Regions from separate parts of the Homo sapiens genome. Here region 2 is linked to region 1. A link is a contact called in ENCODE Hi-C or POLR2A ChIA-PET data. All regions are on one chromosome and are shown on one strand. The core of a region is the stretch at or near the end of the contact, and the rest is flanking DNA. Distances in the headings are between cores, read along the strand shown.

Region 1 (6,749 bases), core at 2,722-5,221:
ATAGTTTTACAACAATCAGGCAACCCGTATTAATTTCTAAAAAAAATTGATCTTAGAGGAGTTTGATAATAATGTTAAAATATTGACATCTTGCGGCCGCGTGGTGTCATTACAACCTTGGCTTTACTTTCAGTGTGGGAGCTGACTACTAGAGGGCAGCACTGAGGTTTATTCGGGTCACGTTTTCTGGGCTGAATGTGGCAGAAAGCTGGGTCACTTCTCCACTCAAAACTGAAGAAAAGCAAACTCATTTATAATGCCATAAATACACACACATATATGTCAACAAAATAACGTATACTGTAAATATACAGCGTAATACACTTCAATAACTTCTTTGCATCCTGAAGCAGTATAGCAAAGTTATTCAGCGTCAGGCCCAGGAACTATGCTACCTGAATTTGCATCATGGCTCCACCATGTATCAGCTGTGTGACTTTGGCCAGAGCACATAAACTTCCTGTACTTTATTTTTTTTTTCTGTATCTCTAAAGTGAGAATAAGAATTTTCCCTACCTCTTAGGGATGCTGTGAGAAATAAATGAAGTAAGGCTAACAGTGCCAGTTGAAAGGAGATGCTCAAAAATTGGAAATTATCATTTTGCCTGTTGCCCAAAGCTATTCTACTTTTATGAAACAATATATGCCTTGTTGAGTACTATAAGTATTTGTTTAGTACTATAAGCAGACGGAGAATTTTGTTATTACTACTGAATCAGAAAAATAACTTTCTGTCAGGTAGGGTTAGGTGAAAAATCTAAAGGAAGGTCGAGAATCACAGTTCAGAGCCCTCACTGGAATGAAGCAAAATGTGTAAGTTTGCCTAACATCCTTTCTTGTAGTTTTCCTCTCTCATTCTAATTTATCTTTGTCCATCACCTCCCTTGTTCCCCAGGTTCTCACTTCCCCCAGGACAAGGAGCTACTTGTCCAAGCCTTATTCTGGATGATTAACTAGAAGCACACCATTCTGAATCATTTTTATACCTCATGCCCCAGCCCTGCATCTTAGTCTCCAAAGGAATGCAAGGATCCTAGGCTAATATTATGTAAGGCCATTTCCCATGATGTATGTAATTAGGAGTTCCCTGTAGTGTTTAGTAGTAATATATGTATATATAAAATGTAAAAGCGCTACTTTTTTTCTTTGCAACTAATGTTAAGAGGAAAGCTCAATCGATGTGACTGGCTTCACAGTTTTGTGGAGGGAGAGGGTGCTATTTTGGATTCTTTCATTCCATGGCACCTTAGGGAGTAAAGATCATACAGAGAAGATGAAATTTTGTAAATTGTTAGGCTTTGATATTGGAAACATAGACAGGAACTGATACGAGTTCCAACAACATGTAGTAGAATCCGTGAACATTCTGGTGTTGTAAGTCCATGAGAACACTAAGGTCAATACTTAATCATACAGTGTGCTGATGTTTCTGACATAGCAGTTCTAAAAGGTGTATAGGAATAATTCTTAAGTTTGTACTCGTGAATGGATTTGAAGTATCTGTATAATTTTAGATTCATGAGGACCCCAAATGGTTTTAGATTTCTGTTCTAAAATCATCTTTAATTATACTATAACTAAAACTTAGAGATCTAATGGGAATTCTTGAGTGTATGGATAAATCCAATGACCCCCATACTGTGATTAAGAGGCAGTGGTTAAGAGTCCTGACTCTAAAGCTAGAGTACTTATTTTCACAGATGGCTCCACCAGAAACTAGCTGTATGCGCTTGGGCAAATTACTTAATCTCTTTGTGCCTCAGTTTTTCATCTATAAAATGTGGATGATAATAATACCTACCCCATAGGACAGTTGTGATGATCCATTGAGCTAGTATATGTAAAGTCCGTAGAGCAACAAGTGTTTGTGGAACTCTTAATCAAAAGAAGCAAATTCACTTTAGAAATTTTATTTATGTGCTAATTCCCAGCTACTTCTACCTATAAATTTAGAATCTTATGTCTATTCAGGATTTTGGAACATTCCTTGAATGATGGTCCCTTGAACATCCTAGTCCTCATCAGAACCTTCTCATAAAATCCATACTGGGGTTGCTCATGGCACCATGCAGCACTACATAGAGAATGCTAACTGGGGCCCTCACTTGCACCAGTATTTCCATCAGGTCACCTGAAATTCTACAATTAGGGATTGTTTCCTTTGGGTAGTCACGGTGTGTTTCTGGAGACTCTATTAGAGTGCAAGCAGTCTTTGGAGGGATAGCACAAGGGTGCATTAGTGGAATATATCAAGGATAAACGTGAGCTTTCTTGGAGCCAAATAGTCTTGCGTTTAAATTTTCTGGCTCTATTACTTACTAGAATTAGAGTGTCTGAGTTCAAATTCTGTCTCTACTGACCAGTGGCTGTGTGATTTTTGGTAAGTTACTGTAACCTCTCTGGATGTCTGGGAATTCAAATAGTATCTATCTCGTGGGGTCACTGTGAAGATCTAAGGAGACAGGGCTTCCAAAAATGCCTGTCACATCATTGGCACTCAGTAAGTATGATTATTGCCTAATTTATCTCAGTCTTGGCATCCTCATTTACAAAATGGAAAGAATGGGTAATATCCACCTTCATGGTTGTTGTGAACATAAAGATGTACATATAAGTATAATGTACATATAAAATGCCTGTCATACTTAAATAAAAAACTGATAGATAGTAACAAGTGTTGGTAAGAATGTAGGCAAAAAAGAACCCTCATATGTTGCTGGTGGGAATGCCAAATGGTGCATATACTTTGGAAAACAGTTTGCCAATTCAAAAAATGTTAAACATAGAGTTATTATATGACCCAGCAATTCCCTGGGTATATGCCAAAGAGAAATAAAAACAATATGTCCATATAAAAACTTTTACACAAAAGTAATAAAAGCAGTATTCATAATAGCCCAAGGTGGAAACAACCTAAATTTCCATCAACTGATCATGTGGTATACCCAAAAAAGTGGAATATTATTTGGCCACAAAAGAAATGAAGTACTGGTACAGGCTAGAACGTGCATGAACCTTGAAAACGGTTTGTTTTTCAAACAAAGTGTGTTTGGTTTTTTGTTCTTGCGATAGTTTACTGAGAATGATGATTTCCAATTTCATCCATGTCCTTCTTTCATTCAAACAAAGAAGCCACTCGCAAAAGATCACATGTTGTATGATTCCATTTATATGAAATGTTCAGAATAGGAAAATCCATAGAGAAAGTAAATTAGTGGTGGCCTGGGGCTAGGAGGAGGAGAGAAATGGGGAGTGACTTTTAAACAAGAATGGAATTTCTTTGTGGGAATAATGAAAATGTTGCACAAGCTTGTGAATATACTTTAAAAAAACCCTAAATTATATACTTTTGTGGTAGATAAATTATATCTCAATAAAACTATTATTAAAAAACATTTCTCATTTAATATAAGTCATTTTTAGCCCTTAACACCTCAGTTCTCACGTTGGGAATCCAGAACAGGGCCCTGAGTGAATGATGCCCAGGACAGAGAGGGACTTCTTAAGGAAAAGGAATACATCTAAAGTATGGGGAAACAATGTCTCTGTACAAAGGTGTAGAGGGAAGTAGGGAGTCTCTCTTGGGAGGAAAGGCAGTGAAGGCACTTAAGGGGAATAGGAGAAGGAGACAAAATTCACCTGCTTTGAATTTTGCAGGGAGCCAGCCTGGATCACCTTTTATATTCTGGGCTGGAATCACAGCTGATGAATGTTTTGGCATTTAGAACTGTCCTGGAGAAAGGGCGATTGGTGGTTATTAGACAGAATGGAACAAGGAAGAACACAGAGGCAAAATCTGAGAGTTTGTGTCTGACTTTGAAAGGTAAAAGAAGGCAGTAGTCTGTGGAGGACGTATTTATCCAGAGGACTCTATTTGTTTGTTAATCTCTGGGTCATTGCATTTAGGTCAGCACTAACTCTGCTACAGGTGGGATCAATTTAAAGGATTAGAAGTGTCACTCTAAATCCTAATCCAAGTCTTGGTCTGCGGATGCTGAAGAGTGATTTTCAAAACATTTACTAACGCTTTCAATTATTTACCCCATTAATGGAATTTGTCAACAGACTGGAGTCCTTGACAGGATTGTGAATGCATAGAGGATGCAAAGAAATGGACACACTGAGGTAGCTATGCCAGTGGTCTGCATGCGCAGGCAGTAAACTGAAGACATTTGAGCGGTGAATTACTTGGTGAGTAGTTGACAGCTCTTGTTTATAAGAAAGATTGTAATGGGGGGAAAAAAGACACAGCCCACCTGGGAGCTGAGACGCTGATTGAGATACATTAGTTTTACTGCAATATGTAGTAAAAAAAAAAATTTAAAGAATGAAGGAAAGAAGGAAAGAAGGGTTAAAGAGAGCCTTCGAGATACTTTAAGTCAAGATTTGAGCTCAAAGGCTCTCATCCAAGCTTTCGTTTAGTTTCTCTCATGATTCTTTTTTTATTGCTTCCTGATGTTGTCTTATACAAGCTGTTAACTTGATTCAGGCTGTAATTAGAAAGACAAATCAATCTTTCATAGAAGTCCTCGGCTTGACAAGCTGGTATGAGGAGCCATTTCCCTCAGAGCTATTTGTCATAGTCTTTCTTTGTACATGTTTAACGAACGGTGGTTTTCTGTGTGAAGCCAGGCTTCCCATCAGATTGTAAAAACTACCTGAAATGAAATTATGCATCCCTATGCTCTAGCCGCTTTCCATGGAAGTCTGATCCCATGCAGGTGTTCACACCTGAGTAACCTAGGCAATGGCCCCAGAACAACTGTGGGCCAGTAGTATTCTATTTCCAAAATTTCATACCTTCAAACTTTGTTTTAGTTATATCCACATTTCCCATTAACCCCAGGAAAGACTTTAGTGAGCTAATTTTTTTCCTTAAACCAAAATCAGCAGGTGGAGGTTTAGGGCATCCTCCCCCTATCTTGCCCCTTTCTTTCCCTCCCTCCCTCCCTTCCTTCCTTCCTTCCTTCCTTCCTTCCTTCCTTCCTTCCTTCCTTCCTTCCTTCCTTCCTTCTTCTCTCCCTTCATTCCTCCCTCCCCTTCTTTCCTTCCTTCTTTCTCTTCTTCCCTCCTTCCCTCTCCCTTCCTCCCCCTTCCTCTTTTCCTTCCTTCTCTCTTCCTCCCTTCCTTCCTTCCTTCCCTTCTTTTTTTCTTTTTTCTTTTTTAAAGAATAAGTTTCCTTCTGTAAAATCTTGAGTTGGGGGATCAAGACTAAATCCTACAGCAACATAAAACTTTCTGGTTGTCCAGGGAGTCCTAACAGAGTTAGAAATATCACCAAATGCATCACATCGGTACCAGAAAAAATGTAAGGGCAGACCTTCAGCTTGGGAAATGTTTATCTTGCAGTTAACAAAGGGAAAAGAGCAACAAAAACTGAGAGTGAATGCCAAGGGACACTTTGTGGCATGTGGCCTGAGGAGGGACCCGTGTTGTATGAATTTTAGAAATGGTATAAAAAATCTAACTTTTTAGAATTTGGGGTGGGCATTGTGCTTAGGAGTTACCTGGATTATAACACAAAAATGCCAGCCTTACACCTAGAATGGACAGTTAATCACTTTGATCTGAGGGGCACCAAAAGTTTCTTCATTTTTTTGCTCAAAAAGTAGTCCATCCTCCTTTGCCTACCTGCAACTGATGCTTGAAATAGACATTATATTATTAGAGATTAATTATTTTGGCATAAACTTCTCCCCAGCCCTTAAGAGAGAACAAACACCACTGGTTGGGGAGGAATACAGGAAAGTGTCAAATATTATCATTCATTTACATATTAGTGCAAATCATTTAAAGAGTTTCTTTCTTTAGAGTTGTTTTCTCTCCATTAACGAGAGGGCAGAGAGAGCTGTGCTAGAAGTCTGAAGACAAACTTTACCCCTTGATAATTTTGCCAAAGGTGGGTCTTGATTAAGGCCTAAAATAGAGCATTTTAAATAACATGGTAATACAAAACATTTTATTTGTGCTCCATATCTCCTCTTCAGTATTAATTCAACATATATTTTTTGCGCACCTACTATGTGTCAGGCACTGCGAAGGGCACTGGAGATTTAATGTTAAGCAAAAGCAAGCAGGGAACTTACTAACTTGGTTTTCTCCCTCCTGAGGTACATGCTTGCTTTTCTTGTTTAGATTTCTTGGCCAGGCCCTTATACTCTCCCATTTTTTTTTTGTAGTTAGTCTTAGCACAGACCAACTTCTCAACGTGTGTTTGTTATTAATGATAATAAGATAACCAGTGATTTTAGGAGCCCAGGTTTTCAGTGTAGCATAACTCCAGCATTGTCGGGGAGTGGGGTCTTCACATCACAGAAGCTTGACAGAGGATTCCAGGCCAAAATTAAAAATGATCAGGAACTGGATCTACCAGATAGAAGCAAGTACTTTGGGGGAATCCAACTCCAGTGAGAAGCTAATTAGAGCAGCAAAGGCTAGAAAATGTTGAATGAACTCAGCAGTTTCAAAGTGCAGAGGTTTAGAAAAGTAACTGCCTAGACAAAGTACAGAATCCCAGGATGGATGGAGGTCAGAGAATAAAGGGACTTGCTGATCTGCTAGTCCAGCTAAAGGGGAAAAAGGAGAGACCTAGAGTAGGCAACAATCTGTTCAGGTCACATGGTGAGTTGGTGCAGAATTGGGTCCAGGACCCTGGCCTTCTGATTCCCAGTGCAGTCCTCTTTCCAAATAGGGAGGAAGAACCAGTGTTTATTGAAAGACAACTGTGCACTTAGTATTCTAATTTATTT
Region 2 (6,749 bases), core at 2,927-5,426, 55 kb before region 1:
AATATTTGCATGTGTTAGAAAGAATTAGTTCACTACTCCCACTTTTTAGAGAAGAGGTTTATGTTTTCTTAAAAATTATTCTGTTTTTTAAAAAAATTGAGACAGGGTCCTGCTCTGTTGCCTCAGGCTGGTCTCAAACTCTTGGGGTCAAGAAATCCTCTTGCCTCAGCCTCCCAAGTAGCTGGGGTTACAGGCATGTCATACCATGCTCGGCTATAGTACTACTCTATTAGTGTACTTAGTTCAAAAGAATCATGAGTACTTGCTAAAGCAGAGACTTCGATAAGTCAAATAAGTTAAGGCCCAAATGAGGCAGAAATTCCACAGTTAAAACTCTGGGGTCACAAGACACACTATTAGCTTAATTCTATAATGTAACTTGGGTTAAAAGGCCAGGCAGGCATGGTGGCTCACGCCTATAATACCAGCACTTTGGGAGGCTGAGGCGGGTGGATCATGAGGTAAGGAGTTCAAGACCAGCCTGGTCAAGATGGTGAAACCCCATCTCTACTAAAACTACAAAAATTAGCCGGGCGTGGTGGCAGTTGCCTGTAATCCCAGCTACTTGGGAGGCTGAGGCAGGAGAATCGCTTGAACCCGGGAGGCAGAGGTTGCAGTTAGCCAAGATCGCGCCACTGCACTCCAACCTGGGTGACAGAGTGAGACACCATCTCAAAAAAAAATAAATAAATAAAAATAAAAAAAAAGGTCAACACATATATTGACACTGGTAATAAACAATGTTGTCTTTTTTTTTCTACTTTATTTTTTGAAAGCAGTAAGGTACAATACACATTCAAGGCAAGGCACAATAAACATCCATTGTCACAACCCTTTTCCCTGACATCAAATATCAGTACAAGAAACTTCTTTTATCTTTTGCCTTAAAAAATTGGTTTTCACCTGACAAAAACAAGCAATGGGGAAAGGATTCCCTATTTAATAAATGGTGCTGGGAAAACTGGCTAGTCATATGCAGAAAACTGAAACTGGACCCCTTCCTTACACTTTATACAAAAATTAACTCAAGATGGATTAAACACTTAAACGTAACACCCAAAACCATAAACCTAGGCAATATCATTCAGGACACAGGCATGGGCAAAGAGTTCATGACTAAAACACCAAAAGCAATGGCAATAAAAACCAAAATTGACAAATGGGATCTAATTAAACTAAACAGCTTCTGCACAGCAAAAGAAACTATCATCAGAGTGAACAGGCAGCCTACAGAATGGGAAAAAATTTTTGCAATCTATTAATTTCCAAATCTACAGGAACTTAAACAAATTTACAAGAAAAAACAACCCCATCAAAAAGTGGGCAAAGGATATGAACAGACACTTCTCAAAAGAAGAAGTGGCCAGCAAACATATGAAAAAATCCTCATCATCACTGGTCATTAGAGAAGTGCAAATCAAAACCACAATGAGATACCATCTCACGCCAGTCAGAATGGCAATCATTAAAAAGTCAGGAAACAACAGATGCTGGAGAGGATGTGGAGAAATAGGAATGCTTTTACACTGTGGGTGGGAATGTAAATTAGTTCAACCATTATAGAAGACAGTGTGGCCATTTTTCAAGGAACTAGAACCAGAAATACCATTTGACCCAGCAATCCCATTACTGGGTATATACCCAAAGTATTATAAATGATTCTACTATAAAGACACATGCACACATATGTTTATTGTGGCACTATTCACAATAGCAAAGACTTGGAACCAACCCAAATGCCCATCAATGTTAGACTGGATAAAGAAAATGTGGCACATATACACCATGGAATACTATGCAGCCATAAAAAAGGATGAGTTCCTGTTCTTTGCAGGGACATGGATGAAGTTGGAAACCATCATTCTCAGCAAACTAACACAGGGACAGAAAACCAAACACAGTTATGTTTTCACTCATAAGTAGGAGTTGAATAATGAGAACACATGGACACAGGGAAGGGAACATCACACACCTGGGCCTGTCAGGGGGTGGGGGGCTAGAGGAGGGATAGCATTAGGAGAAATACCTAATGTAGATGACGGGTTGATGGGTGCAGCAAACCACCTTGGCACGTGTATACCTATGTAACAAACCTGCACATTCTGCACATGTATCCCAGAACTTAAAGTATATATATATATAAAATCCTATGCTTAATAAATGGGTTTTATATAAAAAATAGGTTTTTAGAGATAGGGTATTAACTTTTGCAGCTGCAGGACAGAAGTAGTTCTCCAAAGCACAGTTCTATGCTGGTAAGAGACCTAGGCAAGACTCACTTGACCACATACTGACATAATTACGTAAAAGATATGGTGCAGGGATAAGTTGCAATGAAAAAGCTGATGAAATCTCGGTCTGTTGAGGACTTAATATTATCCATGCTACATGCATACTTTTTGTGGGTGTAAGCTATACTTTTGAGCCATGATCAGAAATTATCTATAAATATATGAAATAAAAGGGGCGAATCAGGAAATATTCCCCGTAATGACCCACCCCTTCATTAGCACTAATAATACCTTAACCATATTGGTTAATTGATGGAACTAAGAAAAGGAAACATATTTAAGAAAATATGCTGGGCCTAATGTTAAGTGCGGTATTTTAATTAATTCATACTTACCAACCTGAAAATAAAATGAGGTTAAGGGAAAATGGCAACTTGCTCCAGGTCAAAGAACTAGGTAAAAGTAAACCTGGGATATGATTCCAGAGCCCATGTTCCCACTAATGCCATACCAATCCTTCCCTGAGCAATTTGCTTTTAAAGAGTAAATCCACAGTTACCACTTATGCAAGTCAGATGAAACGCTGGCTCCAGACACAACCTGGTATTTAATAAAGAGTAGTAGTCTATAAAGAGTAGTAGAGTCTATAACACTCACCCGTCTTCTTTTATCCATTGTCTCATAGTAAATATTGACAAACTCCTCAGCAGCTCTACATGCCTGATCTACATAAGTTTTAAAATCCTACAAGAAAAATTCCAGAAGTATAGATTACCAACCTTTTCAACCCCTCACAAACACAAAACCACTGACAGAAGCTGATGATTTATTTCAACCACTATGTAGCTCTATATACAGTCCACATTCTTTCATATAAATTCAGACATTTTAAAGGCCGGACTCTGAAGTTTGCAATTTTAAAATTTTTCACTAATTTTAAGTGCATGTCTTTAGGACATAATCTTCTCAATGAATCTGAGTCTTTTTCAGTCTCCACATATAAATTTATAATCTTTTCTTGGCAACTAAGCACTTTAGACTTTCAATATTTTACAAACATTCACGGCAATGAAAATGACACCACCTGAACCTTAGAAAAGGAGAGAGAGCGGCAAAAACTGCCACTGAATAAGCTAGGAAATTGTTTTCTGTTTTCAAGTGAGGTGTTAGAGCCAAACTCCAAAGTTGATGAATGGGAAACACACACACACACACACACACACACACACGAAAGTAGTTCAACTACTTGAAAAACCGGCAGCTCCACTTAGGAAACTTTCCCACATTGCGTAAATATTCACTGCTGTTTGCCTAAGAACTGTGACACCGAAGAAAGCAACGCTGTTGGCGTTCGTGCCGGAGAATTAAGGAATACCTTCCTTCTCATTCATGTACGGGGCCCAGTCTATTACTAAATTAAGAACAATGAATCGCCAGTTTCTTTGTCAGGTGACTGAAAGTGATTTTTAGAGAGGAAGATAATCGAGAGAAAGAAACTGCAAGCCATAAACAACAAACCCCAACATCCCCGCCTCTCGCTATTTCCCAGCTCAGGGTCCTTTCCGGGATCAGAAAGCGACTGCTAACCAGGCTGGGGGTGGGGCCGGCAGGGCGGGCAGCAAAGCGTGGGCCCCGCCCCGCAGTGCAGAGAGCCGGGACGTGATTCGTCACCTATCCACGTGAGCAGCAGCCAGACCGCCCCGGAATCCCTCCTCTCAGCCACTGGAGTCCGGCGCCCAGCCGTCCTGCCACGGCCCAGGCACTCACCAGAGACGTGGCCATCTGGGACCTTGTAGCAGTGTGTTCTGGCAGTGTCGGCGTCACTACCTCCTCACGTGTCCGGTCCGCAGGGCTGCGGAATGATCAATACTTATGAAGAGAGCGAAACCCGCCAAACGCACAAAATTTTCCACCCTCCCATTCTCTCCCGGAAGTAGCTCGGTCCGTCGTTAAAAGCACACCGATGTTCCAACCTTAAGTTCCACTTCCCTTCAGTTCCTGAAGATCCCTCCCATCCACCTTATCTACTTGTTTGATACTTAGTTTAAAATTTAAAAGCCACTTTGCTTTTGTAAACATGATACTCAACAGGAAAGTCCCCTACTTTTCTAACGACAAGCCTGGGGACAAGCAAAAATGAAAGTGTTCAATTACAGGGACTTTTTTGCCCCAGGAGGCGGAGCCAAAGCCCTCTGAAGACCAATTAGAAATGCGAGGAGACCTACTATTCCGTAGCCTATAGGATAAGTGGGCAGAGCTTGGGGAAAGGCGTGCGTGACTAGTGAACAATTTAGCATTCTGGAACGTTCTGGAAGGATCATCCTCACTGAATTACTACGTTTTGGCAGTATGCCTAAAATTACTATTTCATTTTAACCCAGCCACATTGAACAGGAAAAGTTCATCTGGTTTCTCCATTCTGGCATTTTAAAATGTCTCACGGACACCAACAAAAATTAAGTTTACAGTGCTATTCACCATCTTTTAAGGGCTATTTATTCTGCAAGGTATTCTAACAATAACTAAAATGTCGAGTGCTGACTATATGTAAGGTGCTTTTCTAATCAGTTTTACATATATTCACTTATTATAACAATGCTGAGGTAATTGCTATTATTTTATCATCTTCATTTTACAGCTAAGACTGTAAAATCTGCCTACGGTCACAAACTAGTTGAGATTCAAACTCAAGCAATATAACTGTCATGGCAATGTGGCTTTGCTCCCCAACACCCCTTAAAAACCTCTCATCCCAAAGCCGCCAATGACTTCTGATTTAAATGGCAAATTAATTAGATGTCGTAGTTTTACCTTGAGTGGCTGGTGTGTGGCCCCTCATAATAGTTACTTCTTCTTTGGTATCCTTCTCTGTCTCCCTGAGACCAGTGGCTTCTGTATTTTCTCATACTTTTAATCTTTCTCTTTATCTGGCTCTTTTCTCTTCAAGGTAGGACTAACGGAAGCTTCTTCTCAGCCAGCCAGCTTCCGTTTTCCGTTAACCTCTGACTGGCGTCACTTCCGGTGCATCCCCCCTTTTAAAGCCTCCCTTCTTCAGGGTGATCTAAATTGCTACTCGTATGCTAATGAATCTCAACAACCTATCCCAAGCCCCCACCCCTTATCTGAGCTCCAATTACACATAATAATTTTGCTAAACATGAACGTGACTGCACTATAGGCTTCTCAAACTTGTACGTCCAAAATTTAAACTCATTATTTCCTCCGCACTTCCAAACTTTTATATTCTCCCAGTCACCTATCTTGAATTCTCGGAATCTTTATTTTTTTGGTTCCGCTCTCCTCCTCATCATAATTCATTCAATAAATATTTATCAAGTATTCACTATGTGCCAAAGATTGTGCAAGGCTCTGTATATAGAGTGGTGAATAAAATAGGCATGTTTCGAATCCTTGTGAGGCTCAAAGTGTAATGAGAGTGCTAGACAATAAACATAACATTGAGTTACAAAGAAATACTAAGTAACTTGCTTAGTTCTGACCATTCCCTATAGCAACCCTTCTCCCTCTTCCCCTCCCCTCCCCTCCTCCTCCTCCTCCTCCTCTTCTTCTTTTTTTTAGAGACAGAGTCTCACTCTGTGGCCCAGGCTGGAGTGCAGTGGCATGATGTTGGCTCGCTGCCAACCTCCGCCGCCCGGGTTCAAGTAATTCCCTTGCCTCAGCCTCCCGAGGAGAGTAGCTGGGACTGCAGGCGCCAGCCACCACGTCCGGCTAACCCTCTTCGTTTTTCTCCCTCGCTCTTCTTGGCTCTCTCCCTCCCTTTCTCCCCCACACTTCTCTCACTTTCCCCATCTCATTCTCTCCTCCCTCTCTCACCCCCACTTCTCTCTCTTTCCCCCTCTCATTCCCCCTCTCATTCTCTCCTCCCACACAAACTTTGATAACTCTATTGTCTATTTTCTTCCAAATTCTCATAATCTTTAAATACCTACCTTGGTCTGATCTGAATTTATTTTCCCAGGCTATTCTCCCAAATTCACCAACACTGGCAAAGTTAACTACTACTGTTTGCCAAGAATGACTGATGTTTACTACTTCATTGGTGATTGTTTTTCTTGATTGAGAGATTGTGTTTTATATGATTTCATTCAATCCTCACAACCCCCAGAAAGGCAGACATTATTATCTAGATTTTTAAAAATTTAAACTTAAGTTTAAAGAAGTTAAGTAAATTGGTTAAGATGATACAGCTAGTGGACCTGGGATTTCAGTCCCAAACTTTCAAATCCCAAAGTCTGCTTTTAGACACTTGGCTATTCATGCATTTACTTATATATTCTTATTTTGGAATGTTCCCTCCATTTCTACCTGCCCTTCAGGGACCAGAACAGGTGCGATCTTCCCTATGAAGTCTTCCCTCATTTCATGTCCCCTGAACCCCAACTGTTGTGAGCTCTTTAATGGCTATGAGAATGGCTATTGGTGTGGGAAATAGTGTTGAAAAATATGGGAGGGTTGAAGTACTGGAAAGGGACAGCTGAGTTAGAGGTGGAGGGGAGC

Evidence for each region. Hi-C counts contacts between places; a loop is a spot of excess contacts on that map. ChIA-PET counts read pairs that join two places held with the same protein, here RNA polymerase II (POLR2A). Pooled maps may share reads with other maps.
Region 2: a loop to region 1 is called in a map of CD8-positive, alpha-beta T cell, with 2.0 times the contacts of the local background. The contact joins the promoter of NXT2 here to the promoter of GUCY2F in region 1. A Hi-C loop is called at or near these places in 9 of 168 maps with a recorded cell type or tissue (B cell, CD8-positive, alpha-beta T cell, Caco-2 and 5 more), 12 of 37 single-sample maps with no recorded cell type and 20 of 50 pooled maps. POLR2A ChIA-PET finds 5 or more read pairs at or near these places in 7 of 52 experiments (A549, AG04450, MCF 10A and 3 more).

What each region holds. Positions count from the first base shown.
Region 1 is chrX:109,479,308-109,486,056 of GRCh38, reverse strand. GUCY2F (guanylate cyclase 2F, retinal) reads left to right here and starts at 3,971. Exons shown (of 20, transcript NM_001522.3): 1 at 3,971-4,191.
Region 2 is chrX:109,534,271-109,541,019 of GRCh38, reverse strand. NXT2 (nuclear transport factor 2 like export factor 2) reads right to left here and starts at 4,176. Exons shown (of 4, transcript NM_001242617.2): 1 at 3,999-4,176; 2 at 2,889-2,975. The coding sequence starts at 4,013. RefSeq lists enhancers at 3,646-3,705, 3,996-4,195 and a silencer at 3,816-3,865.